Regions from separate parts of the Homo sapiens genome. Here region 1 is linked to region 2. Evidence: read pairs that join two places in POLR2A ChIA-PET (ENCODE). Cell type or tissue: A673. All regions are shown on one strand. Links, peaks and the distances in the headings refer to the core of each region. The heading gives the core; the rest is flanking DNA.

Region 1 (15,482 bases), core at 3,969-11,968, 190 kb before region 2:
TAACTATGTCTCTAAAAGCAAACTAATTCCTAATCTTACAGTCATCATAGTAGATTTTCTGAAATACTGGAAATCTCCAATGCCCTTACTAAATAAATGGAAAAGTCAGATTGTTTTCTTCTGCAAAATAGCAACTTATTTCATAAAAGCATGATTTAAATATAAGCAAGTTGTTTATTTCAGTGCCAATAAGTGCCTTGAAGTCCTTCCTTTTTAATAAACAATGCCTGCTCAAATAGCTCCATTTTTTAAATCTCCAAACTGGGAAACAAGTTGTAGATTGTTTCATTCAAGCCTCTAATACCCTTTGCTAAATCCTAAAAGAAGTTTTATCTCTGAGCCCTTGGACCTCTTACAGCATGGGGGAGCATTAGCAACAACTAAGCTGCACCAAGGCTCGCCAGACAAGAGCTTCGGAGTCAGCCTCCCAGGGAGCAGGGTGATTTCCTCCAATTCTTCCCAGCACACACATCTCTGCCATCTAAATTCTGCTTCCCTTGTTTCCTTTTACCTTTGCCCAACAAACATGGTAGCTTGGTCTCAAAGGAACAACATTTCATTTATTTTCTAATCTTTATTTCCCAGTGTTGATAACTTTTTCTGTGTTGTTATTAAGGTAGCGATGCCAGTTCTAGCTCTTTGGTTGTTTCTTGTTTGTTATTTCACATGGGAATTGGATTTATTGATCCAGTGACTACCAGCAAAGCCAGAAAAAAAGTAAAAGTTCTATTGATTTTCTATTTTCTTCTAATATAACTAGAGATGTTTTTCTTCTTTTAAGAATTTAAAATTCAAAAGTCATCTCATCTGAAGTCTGAAATCATTTTTATATACTTATATAAATATATATTACAAATACACTTACAAATACACTTCATATTATTCATAAGTATACTTTTACATTTTAGTTTTTATAATAGCTGTTTATTTCCATTGGTCAAATGAGATGCACATTATATCCTATCTGAGATGCACAGACCTTCATGCACACAGGTATACACACACGTGTATGTGAACACATATACTACACGCCTATCTTGGTTTTGAGTCTTTATCTTGCTCTTGGGAAATTCTAACAAGACTTTCCCATAAATCTAACTCCAGTAAGTTATGCTAACAAAAGACAGTGTGTTAATGCAAATATGCATCTACAAAGTGTTATGAACTCACTTATGAGGCATTCTCAATCATAAACAACCATATTCTCTTTCAGCATTTGTTGCTAAAATGTACAATAGTAGCACACACAACACACACACACAAAAAAAAACCCTAAAGGAATGAGAACATTTGGCTCATGTAAAGAGTAAACAGATTTTTCAAATATATTATTTCTCAAAGAAATAACCTAGAATGTGAGAAATGAATGGAAAGAAGCAAACTTATTAATGTGTTTTCTTTTTCAAAATCCTGAAAACCAGCCATATGTTCTACATTATGAATATGCAGATGGTCTCAAAGCAGTTATTTTTTTTCTCTAATTAAAACCATCAGAGTAAAATAATGCAGTAGTTTAGGAAGCTGATTCAGCTGGGTCTCTTTTTCCTCTTCTCCAAAAGTGTGCCAAAGCCTCTCCATGTTTACATAATTTGGGAATTCTTGCTGTTAAATGAAAAAGACAGACAAGCAAAGCAGTAGGAAGGGTCCTTGATTCTTGTGTTCTTTGTGGCAAATTGTGCACTTTATGAAGCAAATACATTTCACAGATGGATTTCTCTTAGATACTTTTGTAAAGAACCCACCTTTCACATTTCTTAAGCAATAACCTCTCTGAGTTCAGCACCCTGAATGTTGAAATTGAGTGTATCAAGTTAACCTGTCAGCCTGCCTGCATGTACCCTTAATGTCAGCTGTGAACTAAGCATGTCAACGGGGCTTAGCTAAATTGCTCAAGGTAGAGGTTTGACATTCTAGTGTAATGTGCCATCCACTCCTCTTTGAGGAAAATTGGGATCAACCATGGATGACAAGTATAGGAACTATTACTATACTTGTTCTTCATCTGAAAACGACTCTAAAAAAATTCTGTTTCAGGCTTTTTATCTTTCACATATACAGTTTTCGTTCCTCTGGTCCTTTAGCAACCACAGACTATTTGATTTTTTAAGGCATTATTAGAAAGACAGCCCTAAAGGTAAATAAATTAGCCATATGAAGGTTATATTAACTTTAAATTCATATTATTACCTTGTTTGACATCATTATTCTGATAAAACCCTTTTCCCTTAGCACATATATGTGTTGGGAAATTGTAATACTCAGTCTTCATAAAAGGCGTAGTTAAAAAAAAAAAAGCAACTGTAAGGGAAAGAATGTTGATGAAGACACCACTCTTATAAATTACTCTCTAAGAACCTTATTTTGTTTAACCTACCAAACTTGATAGCTGAACTCATCATTGCTACAGCTTTGACTACCAAAACAAAATGGTAGCCAAGGAATAGCCCAATGAAATGGGGCAAAATGAAAATTACATATCCATTCATCTGGAGAATGGCATTCTTTATAGGAACTTTAAATCCTTCAATGCAAAAGTTTTTTTATTTAAAATAAAATAATCTTACTTTAGCTGAGTACAATGAAAAGAACTAAAGGAAAGGGAAAAAGGGTGGAAAAGGAGTTGAGAAGACTATACTAGATGTAAACTTGATGTTCAACAAATGTTATCTAAATGTTGGCATAAACACAATTCCAAATTTGGAGGGAACATAACGGGAAAAGTCTGAATTTTTTTCTGCCAGGAAGCACTCAGAGGGAAAGTAAACATTCTGCGTAATAAAGTATTCCCTCCCCTTTTCAGACTTCACTAGTCTGAACCAGAATTATTTGTTACATAAATCATCATAAAGTTATCAGAGCAAATTGGAGCTCCAACGATTGTAAGGTCTATTTGAAAAGATGTGTTAGTTGTCTTTTGAGCGCTCTATTGACCATCAGAGGATTTGCTTCGATAGGTGGTGGAGCTGCTACAGATACAGTTGGGAGGACAGAGACCCAAGGTATTTTACAACTCTTAGTCTCTTACTTAACTGCTTGTGGGGATTATTAAGCTCTTGCTTCCAACACACCTTTCTATATCTTGTGTTTCTGAGGCTGGGGCCCTACAGCCCACAGTTCTGCTTTGACAGCTGGTTCCATTAGACTTTACCAATAGGCAATAGGGGAAAGGTGAAGGCTGGAGGAGGAAGAAAGCATCTGCTCCTACTTCTCTGCTTCCTGGATTTCATTTGTTTCCTGTTCCTCTTTGCCTTTGGCTCACCTAGCAATACTTCTTCAGCCCAGCAACAGCAGTTCCCTCCAGTGGCAGAAGTCTGAAGTTCTAGCATTCACAGAACCAGCCTCATGGTGTCACTTCACAGATTCTAGAACAAGTACGTCATGCCCCTCCCAAGGCTCCAACACCAGCCGACCAGTACCCATTCTCAGATGTCTGTGCCCCAGCTGCACAAGGCCCCCTCCTCTAACCTCGGAGACACCAACACCAGGCGGCATCTACACTTGGGAGGCCCTTTCTCCAAGACTCCCTGTCTAATTATCTCAATTTTTCCCCTTTATTCTCCCACCCTTAAGGTGCTAGCTGCCTCCTACAGGTGTCACCAACCACATCATTTGCAGAACCCAGTGAAAAACAAAAATGTGTGCTCCTTGTTCAAAAATTATTAAAAATTTTAAGATGGCAACAGCAGAGCATTAGACGAAGCATACAGCCCATCTCAACAAGGAACCTGTGCAAATGCAGGGGCCGCAAACCCATGAAACCGGCCCTGCTGACCCAGACTACCTCCAAGACATGGCAATGTACCTTTTTGCCATTTTCAGTTCTTTAATTTAAAATTAACAATTCATAATATTGAAAAAAGGTATGGTTTCTATCTCAAGACTGGACCCTAGTCAAGACACTCTTCCATACCTCATAGTAAAGGAGTAAAAAAGAGAACTCAGAACCCAAGTTCTCACCCTTTTATCAGTGTTCACAGGATCAGTGCTCAGAAGTCTATAATTTAAGTCATTCCTAACTCATTTCATCCCACAGTTGTGTCTGTTTCCTAGCAATATATCCACCAATGTTCTGAACACGGTAGTACATGGTGCTGAATTAATACAGCTGCAAGTAACCTATCTCTATATGGTGTTCACTCCCCTGGTAATTAATTTAAACAGAAAAAAATTAATAGATGAAAACTACTTAGAATTTTTAAAATTCCTCAAAGTCCTAAGCAATTTTGAAATCAGATCTTGCAGTAGTAAGCATAATCCTCAATGATTATTTCCCATTCTATTGCATCATTTATCTTAACCTCATTTAGGGGAGAAAAAGAAAGAAAACAGAGAAGGAAATGTCTTTAGACAACAGAGACAAATCGAAGGGCTATCAGCTGTGAACCTGAGCTCCCTTAAGGAGAGAGTGCTTTAGACAAGCATTCTCAGCTGAAGACTCTGCAGAATGGAGCATCCTCAAGTCTCAGTTATTAAAAATAAAATTTTACTCAGTAATGGGAGAGAAAAGCATCTAACACTTATGCTGCAGCTATCGTATGATTGAGTACAGCTACTCTACACAACTCCAGCCTTTTGTCAATAGCCTAAGTATTTGGTACTACCCTACAATTACCACTTACTGAATACTTACTATGTGTCAGGTCCTGGAGTAGACATTTAAACACAGATTTTCTTATTAACCTCCTATCAACTCCAAAATGATATTGTCATGCACACATTCATAACCAAAGAACTAAAGTTTAGATAGATTCAGAAATACACAGATGGCCATGCTTAATAGTAACTCTAGACAGCACGACATAAGATTTGTCTTGATTTCTTCTAGAAACAAAACCAAATTCTCCTAGATGTTTTTACAACATTCCCAGAGCCATTGTTATTAAACTAATCTTTGGGGCAATTGTTTCCCTTAGAGATGAATTAACTTAGTAGATCACTAAGGGATCCTTTCCTCAAGGTGGTATCATGCCTAGATAAGTAGAGACCACCTAGGGCAATAACTGTATTAGGTCAGCCTCTAACCCTCTAATACCATTTTGGGTCACATACACAGAAGGTAGCACTAGAGACACCAAGAACTAACTTAATAATTTAGAGTCAGGTGGACCTCTGAATGCATCGCAATCAGAAAAAAAAATCTAGAAAAACTTCGTTCATTATGCAAATATTTTCATATATCTGGCTGTCTGATATTATGGAGACAGACTGTCTGAACACTTTTATGAGTTCTTTAGCTTTTATTTAGGTATTTGGCATTAGCCTGTACTTTTCCATACAACTACTTGGCCAAGCTCCTTAGCCATCCCACAACTTTTATGGGTCAAAAATAATTATATACATATATAAATCCCATTTCCTGTTACCCTTTTCTTGCCTACTAGAGTTCATATGAATGAAGGATTTATAATTTTTTTGCTGTAAATAATGATGTTAAACATAAAGGTAAACATATGGTTTGGGATTTGCATCTGAATAAGCATGGAAAACATAACTGTAAAGTGCTGGTGGGTGCTGAATTATCTGGCTACAGGAGTGGGTAGTCCATTCAGGAAGGCTTGGGCAGCTTTACCTCTGCAGATTCCTAAATCTGCAAATCTATTTAAAACCCAAAGCAGAAAAACTACGTGTCCAATCAAGCACAGTGAGCACAACTTGGAGTCTTTCTCTACTAAACACATATGCTTTAGAAATGTAAAGAGGGTAAAGAAAAAACCTGCAGAGTTTCAAAACTCAGGAAAAATGCCCACAAAGGCTAGTTTTATTATGCAGACTGATGGCAGGCAAGGGGATCATTAAAAGCAACTCAGTGCATGCAAGCAGCCTTGTTTCCCAAAGACCTGTAAATAATAATAATCTGAAGGAATTCAATATTAGGCAGACACTTCTCCCCACCATTCACCGATTGATTGAATATATTTGCACTTCTTTAACATCAGCAAACTCCTCAGTCTAAAATGGCTTTTCAAAATATGCAGCTCTGTTCAGACCTTAATAATATACCAAAGTTGCCTATGGTAAAAGCCCATGCTATATTATCTGAATTTTTTTAATGCAGTGACTATACTTCTAATTATCCCTCCACATATTCTACTCTCAGTTATGAGCAGGACCATTTACTCTTTAACAGCAACCTTGCTACAAGAGCACTTACATTGACATTAGCATCTACCCTACAGAAATATGTCTCAGAGCTGTACATGCCTATGTTTACTCATGTTCATCTTAACCACATAACTAATGCTCTAGAATGTACCAAAAGGCATGTGTAGGGGAGGGAGTAAAAGAGGGAAAATGAAAAAAAGCGTTCTAGAATAGCCCCTAAAACTAATAAAGCATTTCTCTTATCCTAGGTTCTGGTCTAAGCACTTTAAGTATGACTTCATTTAGTATTTACAGCACCTCTAGGAAGTAAGTACTATTATTATCATCCCAATTTTACAGTTAGGAAACAGAAACAGAGGGATAAAGTAACTTGCCCTAATTTACACAAATGAGTAGTGGAACTGTGATTCAAACCCAGGCATGCTCTTAATTATAATGTCATGTGTTGTCTTGTTAAAAATAAGAATCTTTTAAAAGATTATCCCAGGAGGATAACAACACAGATGGCTGAAGTCTATAATCAAGAAGGAACCAAAATAAAAAATGTTTAAACCTGCTCCTCACTATCTTATATCATAGAGATGATAGATGGTTAGATACATATATAATGCATCCATTTATATACAAAAAGTAAGTTAACTGGAAGTACCTTCATAATTTTGTGGAAAACTGAGTCAGAAAACAGTATATTTGAGGAATTAATTCTTTAAAATAGAAAATAAATTTTTTTAATCATGATATTATGTATCAATTGTAATGAAATACCCCAAAAAGAGCAAAGCATGGGGAAGAATTTTATAGGAAACTGCAAAATCAGGCTGAATAACTCTTAAGTCCTACATACTCAAAATCTCAGATTTTTATATGAAAAAATAAAAATTACTTTTTAAAGCATCTACCACCCATCTCTGCTACCCATCTGTACCTTCATTGGCATACGTCATAAAAACTTGGCTGTAGGACTATTTCTATATATCATGTGCAGTTACATTCAGCTAACAGTTTGGGGACTGCAGGTATGAGAATTTTATCTAGTGCTATGAATCTGACATGTTTCTGCTCTCTTTTAGGAGTTCACAACTGAGAAGGAAGAAGAAAGACACCAAATAACACCAAACCAGATGTGCTCTGAGAAGTGCTAGTCTACAGAAACAGCAGAAGAGGGGTGAAAGCCAAGTGGGGCATCTGAAAAACCTTGTGGGACAGTTGAGATATGAGATTTAGGATGTTGTGGCTAGAAATATGGGAACAGGGCATACAGAGGAGAAGCAGATGAGTGATGCCAGCCAAACTATGTGCGGTCTAGGGAGAAGGAAGAGGTCAGCTGGACCCTGAGAAGCTGGAGCATGGATTGTGGCATTGTCAATTGGGTCAAAGAGATAACCTAGGAATAGAGTGGAGAAACTCATGTCCTTATCTAATGAAGCTGTATTTTTCCCAAATACCAGAAAAGAATGAAACATAAAAGCATGTGATTCCTTCTAATCATCTAACTCTTTCCTGAAAGCGAGGAATAGCTAAACAAAAGCAATAACAATAACAAGAACAATATAGTCCTTCCTTCACGGATTCCACACACATTTTCAGTGGAAAAACTGATTCCTAGTAAGTGATGCAATGGACCAAGAGTCAGTAGAACCAAGGTCTAGCTGTGGTAACTTAAATTGTTCACAACATAACTTTGGGTCAATCTGGGTAACAGTTTCCTTAGCAATAATGCCAGTCAGCTGGATTTGCAGAAAGAGCCTGCTGAATCCCACCATTTCTATGGCGTTGTCTCAGAGAAGGTAAGAAAAAGCACAGCCCTCCCTCCACCCGCTCAGTATATTTGGGCTTCTGCATGCACTTTCACTTGAAGAAAATGTGCTAAACTTTACAAACCATTTGAGAAACACCTGACTACATCATCTCTAACATTCCTTTAGCTGTTACATGCTATAAATCCATGCTATTTCTTTTGTTCATATAACTTAAAAGTGCATTTCTCATTAACACCCAAATATGCACCATATATATATTCATGTGCCATTGTGAATGCATTTGATAAGGCCTAACATGGGATCCAGTTTTGTTTCTTCATCTAACAGGCTTTTGGATATGTTTTCTCATATTTGCTAATGGACATATAGGTAGGCAAACGAACACTCTAAATGCAGAGCATGATTTGTGGTATAAAATAATAGAAACCAAGTAAAATTTTCCATGGCAAATGAGTTTTTGACTTAGTCATTGTCCCAGCAGTTCTTGGTGTCCTGAAAAATGCAGGAGATTAACCAGACTGCTGGATGCCAAATTTGCCAAATCTCCTGTCTTGCTCCATTAATCCCTCAGTGACTCAGAGAATGTAGTTCTTAGCAAGTTGCCTAGTCAGTAAAATGGCCAGCATACAATGATATGTAAGCATTAACTAACAAGGATGAATGATTCTTCTTGACTTCCTGAGCAAGTGACTTGGGCAAGGCCTAAGGGAGAGTTAACACTAAGGCCAGCCTTAGGCCTGACATGAATGGTTGGGTTCCCAAATTCCAGAGGATAGATTGGTTCCAGTCAAATAAGAGAGGTAAAGATCTATTTTGTGCAAGAGTAAGCCATATTCAAAATTGAAAATCTAAAGATGAATTTTGGAATTTCCCCCGCTACATGACCCTTAACTCCCCACAGCTCTGCTTCCCAGCACCCAGTGCCTTGTGCCTTTGGCCGGCTCTCAGATCCCGTAGCAGCTGAGACTGCCCATCTAGGCCTTTTCTTTTCTTTATTTAATTTGTAGAAGTGCTCACTGCTCCACACCTTTGCCTATCTCCCTTTTTCCAGCACAAAGGCCACCGGAGCTACATCCCACTGCTTAGGACTGCTCTCTGTTAGCTTTTAGACAGGAAATGTGACCTGCACATCTGTGTTCATGTTTCAAGCTGTTAGTGAAACTTGTAACCTATCCAGGAAAGAATTAACCTGGCATCATGTGAGAGGTTCTACCAACTAGTTCTGACCATCCTGAAGACAAGAATCTTAACTGCACTAATTGCCAGGAGGGCTCTAATAAAATCTGGAAGTTCTCTTTATTTTTAACTTAGTGAGTAAGAAAATGAAAAATGGATGAGCCTTAAAGGATTGAACCTAAACTAGAATTAGATACATATTTATTTTATTATACAACTGACTTAGGCGACAATCCAGTCAGCAGATCATAAAGGATGCACAGTGGGGGTTGTGATGTATATTTCCAGTTCCTCATCAGCAAGACTCAGTGAAAACCCTTTGTCAAGTGTGACTGAGAGAATGATTTCCATATTGTCACATCCTGCTAATCTTCCACACATCACCTACTCTTGTCCCACACCAGACTGCCATGGGAATGGGTACATTCTTATATCCCTATTGTTAAACATAGTCTTTGTATTTGCTCAAGGTTCAGATTTTAATAGAAATATTTTAAGCAGTATTATTGCTAAGAGGCCGTGTTTACCTCCAATATGCAGCCCTTGTTGTTCCCTACTTCTTTCAGGAATGGTGTGTGTTTGTGGCTCACACCCATCTGCAATCTCCCAACTGCACTTAGCTTGCTTCCTGTGTGTGCTGCCGGATTAACATTACTGCTGTACTGAGATACTGGTGAAAATTATAGTCCATTTGTTTTCATAAGAGTAGGAATTTTCAGTGTCAAGGCATATTTTTTTAAATGAATTCTCCTCTGGAGCAGAAATGTTGAAACCATAAAGATTCTATTGTGATGTCATTAAATCTCATTAGGCTTCTGTGTAACACGGATAATTCCTAATAGCATATACAGTTGCTTCCTTAATATGCCACTTGGATGTTTTAAAGGCACTCGAAATAATATTTCACACAAAAAAGCTTGAATTCCATCTCATTTTTCAATATTGGTTCCTCCCAATCCTTCTCCACCTCATCAAAATCGCACATTCAGCCAGTAACTAAAGTCAAAAATGTACAAGACATCCCAGTTTTCTCATTTCTCATTTTCCCTGTCTAATCCATCAGTAAAAGTTGTAGGCTCAACCTCCAAAATATTCCTCCCTTACTCCCTCCTCCACATAGCCACAGCCACCATCACCTCTGACCAGGGCTATGTATGCTATGGCCTCCTGATCACTCTCCTACCCTCATGTCTGCACCAGCTACAGATCATTCTTATCAACAGAGTGACATTTATAAAATATAAATCAGATCACTTCACTACCCTGAATAAAACTCTTCCTACTGAACTTAGAATAAATTCCAACTCTTACCCATTACCTGTTAAAACATACGTAGTCTTGCTTCTTCCTCCTTCCCAAGCTCCAAGGGCAAGCAACAAGGTCTTCTCCATTCTCTTGCCATAACACGTTTGACAGGTGGCACCTTCTCATTCTATGGGTGTCAGTTCAAATGTCACCTCCTTCCAGGCCATTCATAGCCACCCTCTTCCCTTGACCTAGTCAGACTTGAAGGGTAGGGTAGCCTAGCTATTCCCTTTATGGCCTTTACTTTGTCTGATTGACAATATTTATTTTTTGGTATACAGCCTAGCATCCACTTCTAGGATGCAAGCTCCATGAAGACAGAACCTTGTCTGCTTTGTGCATTGCTCTATCTCCCACCACATGGCAATACCAGGCACAGAGCAGGCCCTCAATGAATATATGATGGCATTGAATGATTATTTGTTTGGAATACTGGCTGTGTCACTTACTTAACTGGGTTACCTTTGTAACATTACTTAATTTCCATTTGCCTCAGTTTTCTCATCTATAAAATTAGGACAAAGCAGAATCGATCTCATTAGGTTGTTGTGAAGATTAAAATAACATATGTTGGCTGGGCATAGTGGCTCATGACCATAATCCCAACATTTTGGGAGGCCAAGGTGGGAGGAACTTTTGAGGACAGGAATTCAAGACCAGCCTGAGGAACAAAGCAAGACCCTATCTCTACAAAAAATACAAAATATTAGCTGGGCATGGTGTCAAGTGCCTATAGTCCCAGCCACTTGGGAGGTTGAGGTGGGAGGATCCCTTGAGCGCAGGAATTTTAGGCTGCAGGGAGCTATGATTGTACCACCACACTCCAGCCTGGGCAACAGAGGGAGAACCTGTTTCCAATAAATAAATACAGAAAATAAAATAAAATATGTAAAGCACTCAAAAGAGCACTAATTAAGTATTATTATTGTTATTGAAAAACTAAATGAGCCACCTCATGTGAGCTTTATTATCAAGTAATCACTATCAAGAAACAAATGAATTTTAAAAAGGGCCCTCTGAAGATGACACTTTAACCAACAGAGAAATTCCAAAAAAGAAAAAAGGGCATATCTGATTTTACGGTAAATGGTGGGTGAGTTTTGTGGGTCCCATCAAATTCTTCTCCAGGACTTGCTCCTCTTTCTAAGCATAAGGCTGAAGCTAACTCTATAAGGAAGAGCACACAGTACAGTATTTGCCTGCAACTGTGGTCATTTAACCACTCAGTCTCCTTTCATCTATGAAATAGTAAGATGATATATACCGTATTATAATTACAGTATATTAAAAAATAGCTATATAAGAATATCTAAGTCAGAGAGTTAGATGAGATGTATACAACTTACATAAAAATACATTGCCTATATGAAGACTAGCAGGAAGTTGAGGTTGGCAGTGTTGTCTCTTTATTCCCACTCAATTACTTGGGTCCCTTCTAGGCTAGGTGCTAGGAAAGTATCACATGCTGACTGTGGATGCTTGCAACACTGAGAATAAAACAGAACCCTGATCTCAAGGAGTCCAGAGCATGGAGGGAAGGCGGCCCTGTAATCCAAGTGAACACTGCCATGATGGCAACCAGGGGACAAGCAAGAGTTCCCGAGGTTGCTCGACCCGGACCATTACTAACTCCATCTGCAGTGGGTGGGGGGTTTGTTGGGGAGGGCTTCCCGATCTCAGCTGCTGTGACCCAGAGACTGGTCTTGTGGTCAGGAACATATCCAGGAGAGCAGGAGAGCTCTGAAACTGATCTAGAGTTTTGGCTCTGTTTGAGGTACACCTAAGCTGGCCCCGAGACATTCAAACCTCAATGAAACTCAAACCGAATGTGCTATTTTCCAACTTGTAAGCTGACCCTAGGGCCGCCTGTACTTCTCGGAAGTTCTCTAAATTGAAGATCTAGAGCCAGGATAAACCACTAGGTTTTCTTGGAATGCCCATTACTGCTGCAATCACCTCTTATCTGCCTGCCTGCTTCAAAGTATAAAGAAATTTTATACTTTTTGAGGCCCAGTGTAAACCTCCTCTCCTTCAAATTGCTTTCCAGTCCCCTGTGCATATTAATCTCCCCCAACCAACCACAACCTGCCCCTGATGTATTCTTTTAAAGTCACAAAATCCATCATATTTTTATTGCATAATTATTTATCTTGGCACATGTTTCTTACATTTGATAACACAAACCACTAATAGAAAAAAATAGGAATGTGTTCTTTTTTGGGGGAAGAGGGGAATTTTCTGCTTTGTTTTCAGTGTTTTGCATAGACACTTGAGCCACAGTCACAGACTCATACTCTGAAACAAAGGCCCTAAAAAATGAAATGAATACAGTATTTGAAATGGAACAGGTCTGGTGCTTAGGAGAAAGGGAAAAAGGGGGCAGAACACAAGAACATCTTTATATTGTAATTTAAGTAATGTAGGGAAGGATTTCCAACCAACTCTGGCACTATAATCTGCCTAAAGTTCTTTCCACTGGGCGCTAACCTGACTGGAGACTCATTTGGTTTAATCATGACTCTTTTTGAAAAAGTAAGTATCATCTAGTGAGGTATCAGTCACTCATAGAAGGTGTAAGATTATGTTTAAAGACAAGCAGATGCTAAGGAAAACATATGTTAAATAGTGAATCAATAAACATTTGCCTTTTATTAGCTGAATAACCTTAGAAACAATCTCCCCCAACTCTTAGACCCTCAGAATATTTGCTCCAAAACAGGGATAACGAAGCTTTTTTTCAGAGAACTGGGGTAAGGATATGGATAAGGTTTATGTGAAAGTGCATGAAGCAGTAGGAACTCATGTGGTAAGTTCCTACTGTTCACATTGTGGGAACTCCCTGCAACATGAATAGCTAGTTTATCATTCATTAATTCATTAGCTAATACCTATTTATCCCATACCTACTATATGCCAAGTGCTATGGCTACAGTAGTAAACAAGAAAGAATAGTCCCTATTTTCATGATGGGAAAGATGCATATTTAGCAAATTGTAGCAAAATTAAATAATTGCTACTGTGACATGTGAAGAAAGAACAATAGAGCACCAAAAGAGTGAATAACAGGGAGAGCCTTCCCTAATCTTTTGCGTGGTTGGTTAGAAAGGACTTCAGGAATGGGAATCCATACACGAGGCAAGAAGAAATTGTGGAACATGATGCTTCCTGGGTAATGCTTGTGCGGCCAAAGAACTGCTTAAGATAATAGAGTTTAAGGGCGGTAGGGAGGGCAGAGGTAGCGACTGGGATGGGCATGAGAACAGATAAGGAAAGTCTCTAAATTACGAGTGAAAGATGAGATATGGCTGCTGGGCATTGTCCCAGCACAGTCCTAAGACTAAAACAAGCAGCTATTAAGGTGCCATCATATCTGAAATGTTAATAAATAAGATTTTTTTCCTTACAAGCTCCTCAGTTGTCCCTCCTCTGCTTCCTACCTCCCTCACTTTCATCCCAATCCCTGGGAAGCCTATACTCCTAGGCATAGGAGAAGAATATAACCGAGCAGAAAGCAAAACACAGCAAAAATTTTCCTAGATAATGTTTCCGAAGACAAAGTCTTTAGGTGCAGAAAGCACTCCTGACATAAGCAAGTGTTTGAGACCAAGGGATGTAAGAAATGTTGAGCTTCTCAAATCAAGGAGATTGGGGAAGGTAGAGTTCCCCGCAATGCCTTTGTCTCAACTGAAATGTACAAAATATCCCCCTGGCTTGGGGAAGGGAAAGAGAAAAGACAGTTGGCGACAAAACAATGAGAGTGAGTCTAGAGGGGGCAATTGTTCTGCCCCTAAAATGTGGCCAAGCCCAAGAAAGGTATGAAATCTCCAAAAAATAAAGAACCACTCCTTCCTTATAGAACCTCAAGGTGTTGGCAAAACCCTTGGGGATGTACTGGCTGAATGGCTGGTTGAGACACACATGGTGAGTCTCACATGCCCTGTGAAATGATCTGATAGTTCTTGTACTCACAGACTCTTCATGCAAGTAGTCAACGGAGCCAGAGCCAACAGGGCTAGACATAGGCACAAGGTGCATCAGGACAGCAAGCCGTAGAGGCAAATGACCAAGTCCCAACAGGATAATAGAGACCTTGAAACTTCCTATTTCAGAGAATTGGGTAGAGGCTATTTAGGAATCATTAGGACATTGAAGACACTGAATTGACTGAGATGAAATAACACTTCTTTCACAAAATGGAGGTTTAGAGATAAAAAATAGTTGTTACATAAAAACTAAAAGTTATATGTTTGCGTGCCTTAGTTTGTGAACTGAAATTCACACCTACTACACCTAGATGTTCTTAGATGCCAGTTTTGCTTTTCCATCACCTGAGCTCTTCCCAGACTCCTTTATTTCAAGTTAAATTTCTGCACTTCGGTTAAGTCCCAGGATTACTGCAAAGATGCTTTCTAAAGGGAAAACAAATCATTACAGATTTTGCTATTATTATTGTGAACCTATGTGTCCTGCTGTGAAGTGGCCTCCATTTAATAGGCTGCAAAAAAAAAAGATGAAAAGCACAGCAATTATTATCCTCCTCAGATGCAGGAACTGAGCTCAGGCCCCAGCAACTGGAAATATGTATATATCCTGGTGTTGGCAAAGCTTTTAGCCGTTCTGCCTGGAGTCTTTCTTTGAAGTATGTCCAAATGGGACTTTGAATACCAGACACTAGCCACTCCTTGCTCTCTACTACAGGATTAAGAAACATGGTTTTGTTTGATGGCATGTCATCTAAGGTGGTTTTTACCTTTTAAATAAAAAAGATTACTCAAGCTTCAAAGCTAGTTGTTCCTTGGCAAAGGGTAACACAAATTCTTGGGGGAAGAGAAAAAGGATAAAAATTCTGAGTCTTTCTGGTTCCCTCTGGAGTTCCTTGTTAGGTCACTTTCACCAATTAGCTCCCAAAGATCCTTGCTGACAGCAATTTATAGATGAAAATCCAAACCAAATGAGCCCCAGCTGTGGGACAAAGGCTTCCATGGTAAAGCAGGGAACAGATTAGAAGCTGGCTTAAGCACACACACACACACACACACACACACACAAACACACACAAAACTAACTACGGGAATTCAGCTAAGGAAACTCAAGGAGGTCTGGACTCCAGGGAATAAATTCTGAGTCACTCCAGCCATT
Region 2 (15,482 bases), core at 3,356-11,355:
TAAATAAATGTTTGAAGAAGCATTCCTCCAGTTAATATTATTTTTCATCTACACCAAAAACAACACTGTGCTTTTTAATGACATCTTATCATAAACTGTTTTAAAATAAGATAATAAATATAAAAAAGGATCATTCATAACTAAAATCTTTCATTCTAAGTGATTTGGAACTAATTAATGTAACACAAGAAATGACTTATTTATAGTGGGAAAATAGCAAAATATCACCTTTACTAATGAAGAGTTATGCAGTACTTTTGTAAAATTGATGATGGTGCTGCTGCTGCTGATGATGGTGAGATAAAGATTATGATGGTGATTATGTAGTTGGCTAAAAACTTAAATCTCCATGGTATTTTTTTCTTGAGGCATCTTTTATTAGTACCTAAAAAAGTACTGACAAGTTCAGGAATGAAATGAACAAATTCCTTGATGTAACTATGACCCCATTACCAGCTTTATACCAAGTAGTCTTGCATGTAAAATTACTTATTCTGTAAAATGTTGGTCAGTGAACTTAACTCGAACTTTCACTTAAGTGTGAGGATTAGTTAGGAGACTTACTTTGACAAATTTGTGTAATTGGCTAGGTAATTTTTAATGATTAATTATTTTAATATTTCATGGCAACATTCTCAGCCTTAGATTTTCACCAGTGTGGAAGCACAATTTTCCACTGAAAAGAAGAAACAGTATCTGATTCGTGACTATGTTTCATGTTTCTTGTTTCTTTTTTATGTGGAGCTTTTATTCAGTATCAACAAGAATGGGTCAGAATATAAATCTGCATAATTAACTTTTGCTTTGTTTTTAAAGAGAAAATTGCTATGAATGTATGAAGAAGTCGAGAAGTATCTCAGTCATTTTCACAATATTCACAGAAAGCTTAATGAGATTCTAACTATGAAAGCAGGAATAATAGTAAACATAATTATGTCTATTAGTTATACCAATTATCCTTTCCCACCTTCATATGAAAGAATAAAAATGGTCATGTTACTTATTTAAAAGTTGAATTTAGTCACCAAATTTTTATTTAACAACAATATCAAGAAAAAATGATTGTAAGCTTCACAACATGTTGTATGGTTTATATGGATAACTACTCATTTAGTCTGGAGGAAAAAAAGTCTGGAAAAAAGTGAGCCATTCCTACACTGACCACCAGCTTTTGTTTCTTTCCACTAGATTTTATTTTGTATAGCTAGGGCAGTTATTTCTTCATTCCATCTGAAATAATGTAGCCTTAGTCTCTAAAATGTGGGGATTGTATTACTTTAAGAAATTATCTCATTGATCTTAATCTTCCTCCATTTTTTAAGATCGATCTTCGTATGAAGCCACTTTCTCAATTTCATTTTAAGACTGAGATCTTAAAGCAAATCATATTTATCTAGAAGTGCCAAGCAGGAAGAATTAAAGAAAGACATTTTAGAGTCCTGTGTTTATTCAAGAACAACATCACCTGAGGTTTTCTGACAGTTGTGTCTAAATATCCATAAAAGTGCTGGGGAATGGAATAATTATCAGTCACTTGGCTATTATGTCTGCACAATATCAAACAATTATTTTAGTTTGCTTTTTAATTTATCATTCACTTCTTTACTTTTGCTAAAAGTTGAATCCACAGCTAAGATTCAAACTTTTCTGGGCAAATTGCAAAATATAATAGTTGAGGAAATAGCCAGGACTCTATACCCATGTGTGACTAAGGCACTTCTTAAAGGTTGTAGACTTAGCTTAAAAGTAAAGAGTATCAGTTAACTTGGCTCAATGACGAAACCTAAGTCATGACAGGAGACCTAAAAATTTAAGTATGGCCAAGAGTCTGTCACCTAGAATATAAGATCTATGAGAAAGGGAAGTTTTGCTCCCTGTGGCATTCTCAGCTTGTAGAAGAATGCCTGGCACAATAGTAGGTGCTCAGTAAATATGAATATTGTTAGTTGGGTGTGGTGGTGCATACCTGTAGTCCTAGCTACTTGGAAGCCAGAGGCAGGAGTATCACTTGAGCCCAAGAGTTTGGGGTTACAGTGAGCTATAATTGTGCCATTTCATTCCAATCTGGAAAACAGAGCAAGACCCTGTCTCTAACACACACACACATGAATATTGAATGAATGAATATATGTCCTTAGTCCAGCTTCTCATGGAATTATATTTGAATCAGGGTACCTTGACTGTGGGAATCTGTAAATGCGGGGACAAAGAAGGGAAGGATTGTGAGGGGAAACATAGAATTATTTTTTCATTTTAAGAAAAAACACCATAATTGCAGCAAAAGGCAGGAGTGCACTGGTGCCCTTCTGTAATAGATGCTAGGGTGCATCACCTAGATTTCCCCATTCAGGACAGAGGTACTCATTCCCCCAACTGCTGATAATGTTGTCTGCTGATGGCTCCTACAGATGAATTGGAGAGTTTCAGCTGCCAATTCTTTCAGTCAAAGGGAGCTGTCTCATCCAAAATTCTGTTTCCTGCCAGAGAAGCCCACATCCAATGACTGATCAAGACCAGTGTACAAAGCCTGCTTCCCTTGCTTGAATACAGAACATATCTGAATGGCATCCCAGCTTCAGAGATGCCCATAAGATTGGCTGAGGTCTCTGTGGCAATTGCATTGCAGTTCAACTTCTACCTCTTCTCAGTCCTGCTTCCTTCACACCAGTACAAGTGTGGTTGCTGAGAGCACTGCCTGTTAAACCTTTGCATGTAATTCCATATTGGAGTCTGTCTCCAAGGAACTCAGCCTAAGACAACCTCTAATAGGGTAAAAAATAAAAAGGAAGAGGCATTGATGTCCCTTTACAGAACACATGCTGCTGATGGCAAAAATCAAAATTCAAAAAGAAGAGATCATGCTGGAATAGGATGAAACAAATAAAATAAAATAAATTTTAATAGTGGTGTGTATTAGCTCATTCTTACATTGCTATAAAGAACTACCAGAGACTGGGTAATTTATAAAGAAAAGAGGTTCAATCAACTCATGGTTCTGCAGGCTGTACAGGCTTCTGCTTCTGGGAGGCCTCAGGAAACTTACAATCATGGTGGAAGACAAATGGGAATTGGGCACATATTCATATGACCAGCAGGAGAGCAAGAGAGGGAGAACTAAGAGGGGAAGTGCTGTGCACTTTTAAACAACCAGATCTTGTGAGAACTCACTCATTATCACGAGAACAGCAAGGGGGAAGTCCGTCCCTATGATCCAATCACCTCCCATCAGGCCCCACCTCCAACACTAGGGATTACAACTCAACATGAGATTTGGGTAAGGACACAGAGCCAAACCATATATGGGTAAGAATAACATTCCAAGATAATACTTTTCAATTAACCTCAGAAAAGAGGGATACAGGAGATTTACTGAATGCACCATGAAAAAGACTTAGGATTTTTATTGAGTGAAAGTTTAGATTGAGCCTATGGTGAGATGTGGCTATAAGAAACTCCAATGGAAAGTTAGTTTCCATTAATAGAAGTACAGAACCCAGGACAAGAATAGTCCCTTAGTGTTCTTAAATGGCCACCCTGGATCAGAAGTATTTTGTTCAGTCCAACGTTTTGTGGTTTTTTTTTTTTTCATCAACATGTCAAATTTTATTGATTTCTTCTCAATAGCGTTTTTCTTTTATTATTATTATTATTATTATTATTATTATTATTATACTTTGAGTTTTAGGGCACATGTGCACAACGTGCAGGTTTGTTGCATAGGTATACATGTGCCATGTTGGTGTGCTGCACCCATTAACTCGTCATTTAGCATTAGGTGTATCTCCTAATGCTATCCCTCCCCTCTCCCCCCACCCCACAACAGTCCCCGGTGTGTGTTGTTCCCTTTCCTGTGTCCATGTGTTCTCATTGATCAATTTCCACCTATGAGTGAGAACATGCGGTGTTTGGTTTTTTTGTCCTTGCGATAGTTTGCTGAGAATGAGGCCCATTGACTAATGCCTCCAGAAGCCAGGAGAAATAAAGTGTCTATAAAACAGATCATATAAAGAATAGGTGAAGAGACTAGTGATATTTAATTACATAAATCAAATTTAAAATGGCCTGGGACAGGGCAAAAATGAAGTGAAGTGCACAGAGATGCAACCTGGCTGTCTTTAAATATTTGAAGAGCTGTCATTTAAAAGAAGCATATAATTTATTCTATATCACAATTAATTGTAGGAAATATGCTAATACTTTTTATCAGAAAACAGAACGAGATGCAGTGAATAAAAATGCACATCGGCAGATTTGATCTCAATATTATCAGGAAACTTTTAATGATTCGAATTGCTCAAATGAATAAGATTGACAGGTCGATTTTTCTTTCCATTAAGCCACCATTGAGCCCCGTCTTACAACTCCAGCATTCAAATACTTTCTAAGCCGGTATCGTGTTCTCAGCCCTGCAATTGGTCTGTTGTGTGTAGGGACAGGAGAAATGAGGATGTGAGCATGCAGTCAGCTCCTCTGCCTGTGTCCTTTACTCTGGGCACCTTTGCTGAAAGTTACTATTTTTCTTGGGTCTTGGGAAGTGACAAAGTGCCACTTGATTTCTGTTCAGTGTTCCGTCTTCCTGTTTAAAAACTATATATTTTTTTTTTAATTTTTTTTCTGAATTCTAAATATTTTTTAACATTCATCTAGGGTCTCCTTAAAATCCAAAACCTTTAGAAAACATAGGAAGAATTCAAGTACTGTAGTCCTCCCTTTTCCGCAGTTTCACTTTCCATGCCTTTAGTTACCTGCTGTCAATTGCAGTCTAAAAATATTAAATGGAAAGTTCCAGAAATAAGCAATTTGTCATGTTATTTTTTTCTTTTATTTATTATTTCACTTAAGGCCAGCTCTAAATTTCATTGGTTTTAAATTGTGTGTCATTCTGAGTAGCATGGTGAAATCTCATGCCCTCCTGTTCCAGTGGGGAATATGAATCATTTCTTTGTCCAGCAAATCCATGCTGTAGACACTACCCACTCGTTAGTAGCTGGCTGGGCCATTAAACTGACTGTCACAGTATGGAAATGATTGTGTTCCAGTAGCCCTTATTTTACTTAATAATGGCTCCACAGCTCAAGATTAGTGATGCTGGCAATTTAGATATGCCGAAGAGAAGCTGTAAAGTGCTTCCTTTAAGTGAAGAGGTGAAAGAAGTTATTGACTTAAGGAAAGAAATTATACGCTGAGGTTACTAAGATCTTTGGCAACAACAAATCTCCTATCTTTGAAATTGTGACTAAGGAAAGAAATTGATGCTAGTTTTGTTGTTGCACCTCAAACTGCAAAAGTTATGGCTTGATACGTGCTTAGCTATAATGAAAAAGGCATTAAATTTGTAGGTGAAAGACAGGAACAGAAATGGATTCCAACTGACAGCAATAGGGCTCAGTCCTAGCCATGGTGTCGGGCATCCCCTGGTGGTCCTGGAACATATCCCCATAGATAAGAAGAAACAACTGCAATTCCATATGGTTCTACTTAAATTTATTGCTTCCTATAACACCAGACATTTATGAAATCTGCACTAATAAAACACACCTAATTTGCTCCACAACACATTAAGCAAAGGGATTCTCTACGAGTTACTATTAACAGTTACCATTCTCTTTTACATTCCTTCTGGGAACCTGCTATCTATCCCCATGCCATATATACAGCTGTGGAGTCTCATACTTTTCTGTATGTACAAAAACAAACAAACCAAAACAAACAAACAACAAAAACTCTTGGTTATAGACCTTTGTACTTTTTGAAGTATGTATAGAGTAAATCATGTTTTCTAGGCAAAATTGTATCACAAGAGGGGTCAGACATACAATGAAAGGAGATAACAAAATGTTCATTATCACTGGGCCTCTTTTTCCCTTGAAAATTGTAGTATTAAAACATTCTATGGCTGGGTATGTTGGCTGATGCCTGTAATCCTAGCACTTTGGGAGGCTGAAGTGGCAGGATTACTTCAGCCCAGGAGTTAGAGACCAGCCTGGGCAACATAGTGAGACCCCCGTCTCTAAAAGAAATAACAAACATTCTATCATTCAAAAGTAGCCTCTCAAAAACAGCCTTTAAAACTGCTCAGGGTGTTTAAAGCGGGCTTTGGGTCCCAGTACATGAATCAGAACTCCCTTCCCTTGGTTCCTCCAGGGCACTAGCCCTCACCCTCATGCCATGCCAGCAGATGGCAAGTACACATGCATGGGGGGAGGGAGTGGGTGAATGCACTCGAGTTGCATCTACAAGGCAAAGTGAATGAGAGAACTGGACACCCCATCCATTTGGTCTCTGTAAAGAGCAAAACCAGATTATTTGCTTAATTTTGTATATGTGCAGAGGTGCAGAGTATCTTTGTAAAAACAGATTTATGCGAGAAATAAAATCTGCGAAATGGCCCAGGATATTCCAGTCATCATATCCAATTGAAGACATATGAAGAAGGAAAGAGACAGAGAGACAGAGAAAATGGGCAGCCCTACTTTATAAACCGGTAAGTTTTCAAAATCTTTTCAGAAATCAGAATGTTTCTCGTAAAAATAACCTTATAAAATATATGTTGGTTTCTAGGCAAATCTGCAAAAGGCTTTTTAAACTCACTTTGAACTTGGATGTAGTACTAAAAAAGAAGAAAAAACACTAGCATGTTTTAAACATTTAATATTTTCCAGTTATCTCATTTAATCTGAACCACAATAAATAAATTATACCTAATAAATTAGATGTAATTTATCATCATCATCTCTAGTATGTAGTTGGGAAAACTGAAGTTCAAGCTCAAGCTGTTAATTGTTGGTGAAATGACACATGACAGCCCTTCTGACTTCAAAAACTCATCATTTTAACCACTACACAGTACTCCCTCCAACTTCCCCGCTGTAGTCATGTTTCTGAGATAATGTATCCTGAGCTCCAACTGGAGATATCAATACCCCATCACCTTGGCAGCCCTAAAGCTGAGTGTGGATCCTGCCTGTGCCCAGCTAGCCCCCTCTTGAGCAATTAGAGGAGATATTTCCCTATTCTGAGCCAATTCGTTGTAGGGAAAATGCCAAAACATTGTCAGGAAAGTTAGCAGGAAAAAGACAAACAGGAAAGAGGGATCTCAGGCCCTTGAGAGGGAGTTCTCCATTGTAGGGAAAATGCTAAAACATTGTCAGAAAAGTTAGCAGGAAAAAGGCAAACAACAGAGAGGGCATCTCAGGCCCCTGAGAGGGCATTCCCAGTCTGAGATGCTGCCAAGAGATAAGCCCCTGTTGCAGCAAGAAGTTGTCCCAAGTGCTCATTCAAAAGGAAATATAAAATGGGTGGGTGAAGTTAATTCAGGAACTGCTTGTGTGTTAAATACAATTTAAGCCTGCTGAATGGTTCCCATTAGACTTGCCCCTGACTTCATGAAGACTACACTCCGTGTTGTAGTTAGTAAAAGAGTTTGGAGACTTGGGTGTTACACCGAGCTCTGACACTAACTAGAAGTATGGCTGTCTTAGTCCTAGAGCTGCTATAACAAAATACCATAGACCAAGTGGTTTATAAACAACAAAAATTTATTTCTCACAGTTCTGGAAGCTGGAAGATCAAGATCAAAGCATCAGAAGATTCAGTGCCTGGTAAAAGCCTGCTTCCTCACAGACAACCCTCTTCTGGCTTCTCACAACATGGAAACGGGTAGCTAGAGTTCTGGGGTCTCTTTTACAAGGATTCTAACCTCATGACCTAATTACCACCCAACACCCCTCCTTCAAATACCATCCCTTTATGGGTTACAATTTCAACATACGAATTTGAAGGGGACACAAACATTTAGACCACAGCATGCAATGTTAGTCAAATCTCTTCCCTGAATCTCCATTTGTTTAATATTTAAATTTGAGGAAGTTTCACAAAAGCACAAACACAAACACAAGACTGTGATCTCTAAGACCTATGCTAAAAGACTTTGAATTCTAATCATCTTCCTAAATAGCACTGCTATGGCCCAGAAAACATAAATTACAAGCACAGGAAGAACTAGAAAAATTAGGAGGGAAGAAGGAGGAGAAAGGTCTTTTTTCTCAGTTATTAAAGAAAACATTACCCAGTGACGCTTGTTAAAGCACAGTAAGGCAGACTTTATTCAGGACCATCGCAATAAGCATAGGGACCCGGCTACAGGATTTTGTAGTGAAGGAGAGAGATTGGGCTCAACTCCAAATACAGCATGGGCAAGTGGAAATTTATAGTCAAGAAGGTCAAGAAGCAGGGTTGGGGTCAGCGGATGGAAAATTACTAAGAGGAAGCATTAGGAGTAAGGAGGATTCTTACTAAACTGACCTTACAAGATTCTTGCTGAAGAGAAGCCTGGGTGATCAAACATCAACTGGAATTGGCAGAAGAGAGGCACCCAATCAGATGTCAAGAGTGATCACAGCTGGGCATGGTGGCTCATGCCTGCAATCCCAGCACTTTGGGAAACTGAGGTGGGAGGATCGCTTGAGCCCAGGGGTTTGACACCAGCCTGGGGAACATAGCGAGACCCCCTTATTTCTACAAAAAAAAAAGAAGAAGAAGAAGAAGAATTAACTTATAATTAAAAATAAAAATATTATCCTGGTGTGATCACACCACTGCACTCTGACCTGGATGACAGAGTGAGACCCTGGTTTAAAAACAAAACAAAACAAAACAAAAAACAGGGTGATCAGATATTGAGGGTGGAAAGTTCATGCTAAATTCTGATTTTACAAAAGCACACAGATGGGTCTAGAAGCCTGACTAAAGTTTAGTTGAGCAAAGAATCTTTGTCACAGTCAGGCTGGTATCAATCCTACAGTAATCTGGGGGTTATTTTTCGGCTCGCTAAGTTTAGGGGTGAAAAAGTTGTGATACTTTTCCTCATCTATCATAAGGGTCTTGGCTGACACATTCATAACAATAGACAGGTTAACAAGAGAGCAGCATAACAAATTTATTTAATCAAAGTTTTATGTGATGTGGGAGCTTTCAGAAATGAAGATCCAAAGATACATTGAAAACTTTTTTTTTTTTTTTTTTTTGCTTAAGTTCAATGACGAATGGATAGCTGTATAAAAGTATGGTTGGACAAAAAGATATAGTCTAATGATTATAGATTGGGGGTGGGGGGACACCCAGCAAAGCCTGTCCAGATACTTCTTGGCCCCTCTGTGTAGCATTTCTTTCTACCAGGTATGGGGTCTTATGACCAACTGGAATGAGGATCTTATGTCCCTCTGGAATAAGGGTCTATGACCAACTATTAGACAAAGTAGGTCAGAAAATTTCTTTGTGGCCAGCTCCTAGACAGAAAGTCAGGGGAAGGTTACAGTAATATTTCTAAGTGTTATGGTTTGCTTTTGGGGGAGAGAGATTCTAGTTTCTATAACCCACATTAGGGAAGAGGAACTCTGGTGTCTGTGACTCGCTTTGTGGGAGAAGAATGGGCAGGAGACAGGAGGGCAGGAGGTCAGAGAGAACTTGCTTCTGAGGCCTTCCAATCTTCTTGAGTTCAAAGTACTCAGCATGTCAAAGCAGCATACTTTAGGGTGCCGTTTTCTGAGTCCCAACATAAGTAATCCATCACAATTATCTTACTACTGTAAGGCTCCTATTCAGATAGAAGCATTCTTATCTTAAGAAAAGACCTGAATTTGAATACCTGTAGGTAAAATATTTAGGGCAAACATTTAGAGGAAATTATATTTAATATTTTAAATCAATTAGGATTCTTTTCTAACCACCAGTAATGGAGATTTCACCTGCTGCTAATGTTCCTTTTGGTTTTGGAAGCAGCTTACTGTGAATGCAAAGGGTTTGAGGGAAAATGGTCTGTTAAGAGCAATTCACAGAGAAAAAGAACAACCAGGAAGGTTCATGAATATGAATAAGACAAGTCAGGGGTATCTGAAAAATACAAATGAGGCACCTCCCGTTAAACTTTGGAAAACAGAAGGCAGCAAAAAAGGATTCTTCTGCAGCCTAAGTAGCCAATCCTTAATTTAAAAAGCAGAGCAAAATAGAAAGCAGTTGACAAATGGAAAAATACAGAGCACAGTGAATTAGTATGCCCACTTGTGGGAGCTACTGAAGTTCCACATGATTGAGAAATGAGACAGACTTAATGACATTTGGTTTAATTTGTTAATGCTTTACCACCAGGGTATCTTTCATATGGGCATATTTTCTAAATAAAATATGGGTAGGAATCAAGAGACAGTAAACAGTTGAATGTTCCTTTTTCTTCCAATTCAGTTAAAGGATAATGCTATCTCTAAAAATATTATTTTCTCAGTTCAAAATCTTTATTTTATGAAATAAATATTGTGTTCTGAATGCTCGGGTATGGGTGGTTTTTATGCACTCATTTATTCAACAAATGTTTGTTGAGTGTCCCCTATAAAGTAGGTATCAGGTGTATAATAGCTCCTGTCTTAGTCCATTGAGGTTGCTAGAACAAAATACTGTAAACTCAGTAGCTTTTAAACAACAGAAATGTATTCTTTACAGTTGTGGAGACTGGGCAGTCCAAGAGGAAATTGCCACCAGATTTGGTGTTTGGTGAGGGCCTACTCATAGATGGCACCTTCTTGCTGTTTTCTCACCTGGTAGAGAGTTAGGGGTTCTCTCTAGAGTCCCTTTTATTGTAGCAGGACCAGCTGCAAACAAAACTCCTCAGACACCGAGTTAAAGAAGGAAGGGGTTTATTCGGCTGGGGGCATTGGCAAGACTCCTGTTTCAAGGGCCGAGCTCCCTGAGCGAGCAATTCCTGGCCCTTTTAAGGGCTCATAACTCTAAGGGGGTATGCGTGAGAGGGTGGTGATCGATTGAGCAAGCAGTGGGTACGTGACTGGGGGCTGCATGCACCAGTAATTAGATCGGAACAAAACAGGATAGGGATTTTCACAGTGCTTTTCTATACAATGGCTGTAATCTATAGATAACATAACCGATTAAGTCAGGGATCGATCTTTAATTACCAGGCCCAGGGTGTGGCGTCAGGCTTTCTACTTGTGGATTTCATTTCTGCCTTTTAATTTTTACTTTTTCTTCTTTGGAGGCAGAAATTGGGCATAAGACAATATGAGGGGTGGTCTCCTTCCTTATTACAAGGGCACTAATGTCATTCATGAGGGCTCCATCCTCATAACCTAATCACCTCCCAGTGCCCTACCTCCTAATACTATTACCTTGGAAGTCAGGATTTCAGCAATTGAATTTTGGGAGGACATAAACATTCAGTCCATTGCAGCTCCCATCAAAACACATACTACGGAGGCTGAGGTGGGAGAACCCAGGAGGCAGAGGTTGCAGTGAGCCGAGATCGCACCATTGCACTCCTGCCCGGGCCACAAGAGTGAAACTCCCATCTCAGAAAACAAAAACAAAAACAAATACATACTATGTACTGATTACATACATTAGATGACTTAATTCTCACATTGTTACAAGTGAAGCATAATACTTTTTATATTTGAGAAAAGTGAGGCTCAAAGAGACTTATTAACTTTCTCAAGTTCTCATGCTTTGATTTAATGGAGCCAAATTTAAAACTCAAATTTGAGTCCAAAGTCCATAATTTTTTCATGATGCCAAAGTGCTTCACAAATGACAGCAAAGATAGATCTTTGATTGTGCTAGGACTCAGACCTTGTGAAAGGAGCTTATGGTCTTAGGGTAGGCAGCTGGAATATAATTTTAATAGAACTTAGCTTGATGGCTTTGAAACCACAGGCATTGATGTCTTTAGGCCTCAGTTTTCTTATCTATAAAATCGGGACACTAATTAGCCTACTGCCTTGTGATAAATATAGATTAAATGAAATATTAGGTAAAATTCTTATTTCAGAACTAAATAGTAGCAAGCATTCAGTAAATGTCAGCTATTATTCTGATCTGTGATAGATGGGGACTCCCACAGTATTTTATGCAAGAATGCCCTTCCCAACCTGTTATGTGTACATGTTTGGAGGAGGAAATATTTTTAATTCTTTTTTTTTTTTTTTTGAAATGAATTCTAGCTCTGTCACCCAGGCTGGAGTGCAGTGGTGCAATCTTGGCTCACTGCAACGTCCACTTCCCAGGTTCAAGCAATTCTCCTGCCTCAGCCTCAGCCTCCTGAGTAGCTGAGATTATAGGTGTGTGCCACCATGCCCAGCTAATTTTTGTATTTTTAGTACAGACGGAGTTTCACCATATTGGCCAGGCTGGTCTCAAACGTCTGACCTCCAGTGATCTGCTTGCCTTGGCCCCCCAAAGTGCTGGGATTACAGGTGTGAGTCACCGTGCCTGGCCTTAATTCTTTGTATAACTTCCCTCCTGAAATTTCTGTGTTTTCTTATGGCTTGATATTCTGGGTATGATTTTAACAGGCTATAAACTCAGATAGAAGAATTGATATCTTTTTTACTTCAAATTTAAAATTTTCAATAAATAGATTTATTTTCCTCATAAGCCTCAATTTTCCCCTGATGGCAGAAAACTTGATTCACTCATTTCTAGGTAATACTCAGACATATTCATTGATGTCTTGGTTTAATCAGGATCTTGGCAAATCTTAGTCTTTCAGGGTTTCTTCCTTCCTCCAGTCCTCCTCTGTGGTCCAAGGATGCCAAGGTCTTGGCCCTTGATTCTTGAAAAGTCTTTCCTGTCAAAGTGATTGCCTTTGCCATGCATTTGTGGGAACGTCTACTTGATAAATTCAAGTGTTAAGCCTTGAATCTTTTTCTTACTTTCTATTTCTGAGGTTAAAACCCCTACCCATGGATATGAACATAGAAGGCCCTCCCTGCTACCAAAATAGGGGGAAAGAAGAACAGGAAGTCTGGAGCAAAAATAAAACCTCAGTTACTATGTCAAAATATTATCTTACTATATAAGAACAGAAACCTTCTCAAATTAATTCGAGTTTAGAAAAAAAAAAAAAAGGAGAATACAGGGATTTCATGGATTTCAATCTCAAGAAGCAAGGCAAGCTGGCCTTCTTAGAATACGAACACCAGGAAACTCAAAGTCCTAGCTCTCTCTTCCCATCCCAGGACTTTATCATTTCTCTCATCTGCTTTTTTCTATGAGTTGGCTTCATTCTTCAGTCTCTCGATCTGCTTTCTTTGTTTAATTATCTTACATATGGCTCCAAAACAATGGCTCCAACAACTGTTCATGTGACTTTCCTGCTCAAGTCCTGTAGCTGGCTTCAGTTGTCTCTGGGTTTCTTAATACAAAACTATCACCAGAGAGAATCTGGCTGGTTGGGCTCATCTGTTACAGCCAGCCCTGACAGGCTGCTGAGCAGTCCGTGGCTTAATGGCCTTTGGGTCAGTTATCTATTTCTAGGCCAATCAGCTATTGCTGTAGCAGATGTCCTAAAACACATTGTTAATATTTTTTTTGATTATAGAAGAAAGGGTGTTAAAGACATTGCATGCTAAAAGTAAAAAGGAAAGTGAATTATTTGATCAAAAAACTGCTCTCATCCAAGACTTCAGAGGAAACTACCTTTGACTGCCCCAGTAGCCATTCTAGAAGTTTCCAAGAAATTTAATGGCAGCACGAAACTATTTATCCATATCATTTCCATCTGCCAGTGTTTTCTAGTGTTGGAATTTCTATTTACGGTAGGGTGGTATGTATGTAAACCTGTTTAATATTTTGTTACACAGCCCCTCTTAGAGATAAGGAGATGAATTTCCTTTACTTTTAGGTAATATTTTCTGTGCAAATATATTAGCTGGGTGTCCTGGAGGAGCTGTGAGACCTGTGAGTTGTCCTGATATATCACTGGAGGATAAGAGGGGAGACATCAAAGGTAGATATGCAGAGGGCAAGAGTATCTCAGTCTACTATAAAGTTTTATTTCATGTTGACTCAGCCTGAAAGAAAGGGCTCTCAAAGACTTTTCATGGTTGTATTTTGGACTTTTAGAAAAGTATATTTAACAGAGGTTTCTGTTATTCAGGAAGTAACTTAAAAGAAAGAATAACTGATTTATGTGAAGTGAAAAGAAAATAAGGTTTCTAGAAAAAGTTATCTCTAAATTTTTATGACTCCTTATTGAGTAGCATTTGTGATAAAAATTCTTTTTGTTGTTTTAAATGTAAACTTTGTGAGATTTGCACTTAATGAAGAAGATTCTCTAAATGAGGAAATTTCTCTAAAATTCCAACCAATTGCAAATAAAGCAGTAATAAGACTCAGGAAAGAGAGAAAGGAAATGAAATGAAATTAGATTCTGGTGAATTTTATCTTTGCTACTTTTTAAGGTAATTGAATTAACAGAGCTAACCAAGTGTGCAAATGGATTAAATCTCAAAACAGGGTTCTTCAAATGCTGGGTACACATTTTCTTATACTGGGACATCTGGGAATCTTCCAGAGTGGCTACACTTAAAATCTTGATGGCCAATTGTATCAGGACAGAAGGAGAAAAAGAAAAAGCTGTAGGGACAGACATATATTGGCTATAAGCAGTCAAATCATCTTCAACTTAAGTCTCATAATTTCACTAAAGTTACTTCCTATTTGTATGATTTCTTGACTATTCATTGAAATACCTAATGAGAACTGCCAAAATCAGAAAAGAAATGTAGTGGGCATGAAAAAAGCCATGGAAAACCTGAAAACCAAACACTGCCTTAAACATAAGAGCACATGCCAAGATCAGATGCAAAGTTGGTCAAGTTTGTTTTGGGGAAGGAAGCTGTTTGAACATATTTTCTGTGCTTTAGAATCAATTCTTTCCTTTTTTATCATTGCATTTCCCATCTGTAAAAATGATTATAGAAATATATTTGCAAGATGGCCACAATCTGCCATCTGCATATAATCTCTACATGTCGATAACATACACCAAAACTATGCAAGCCTTAAACAGAGTGACAACTCTATCATCTGTTAGAAAGCATGGTACTGCACAAGGATGTACCACTTGGAGTTGGAATGATGGTTCAAGTAAGTAGAGAAATTGAGCAAAATGAGACACCTGACTTTGTGATATAAAATATGCAGACATAGAAGTTGTACAATCTGGAATATTTTAAAACCTAATTGAGATTTGAGTCTGTGGTATCCTTGTTTGACAGGAAAATCTTTAATGTGTGTGCCTACGTTTCTATAAAGAAAACATTTACTGAAAAAGTAACCTTTTCCTTCCAAAAGAGGAAAAATTCTTTTTACTGTTTTAAATGTAAATATGATTGGCAGAGAAAATTAAATGAACAACAGCAAAAATTACAGTTAGCCACTCCATGGGAAGTGGTAGTTGCAGACACCGCCGGGTGATTCTTTTGCTACAAGGTAGCTTCTGGAAGGTAACCTGAGGTATAAGTAGAAGGATCTTTGTATTATTTTGCTTTATTTTGTTTTATTAATGGAAAAGTCTTCAATAAGTATTGTTTGCTAACACCATAAAGTCTACTTATCTTAAAAGAAAAATTCAGCTAAAAAATATTACATCTTTCTTTTCGGGTAGGAAAAGCAATCAAAACCCACAAGATTCT

The links. ChIA-PET counts read pairs that join two places held together with the same protein. Peaks named below come from ENCODE experiments on the same cell type or tissue, not always from the same donor. Only the 100,000 strongest peaks of a DNase experiment are listed, where the experiment ranks them.
Region 1: POLR2A ChIA-PET joins it to region 2 with 7 read pairs; 1 of 35 experiments calls an interaction of 5 or more read pairs at or near these places.

The regions. Positions count from the first base shown.
Region 1 is chr4:100,299,186-100,314,667 of GRCh38, reverse strand. No RefSeq gene overlaps it. Among named protein-coding and RNA genes, the nearest start is that of SNORA101A, 88 kb to the left of the region's middle. In A673, for the core only: no CTCF peak of the experiment used is centred there; a DNase peak (open chromatin) is centred at 8,437.
Region 2 is chr4:100,107,873-100,123,354 of GRCh38, reverse strand. No RefSeq gene overlaps it. Among named protein-coding and RNA genes, the nearest start is that of DDIT4L-AS1, 74 kb to the left of the region's middle. In A673, for the core only: a CTCF peak has its summit at 5,425 (motif pointing left); DNase peaks (open chromatin) are centred at 5,424 and 7,274.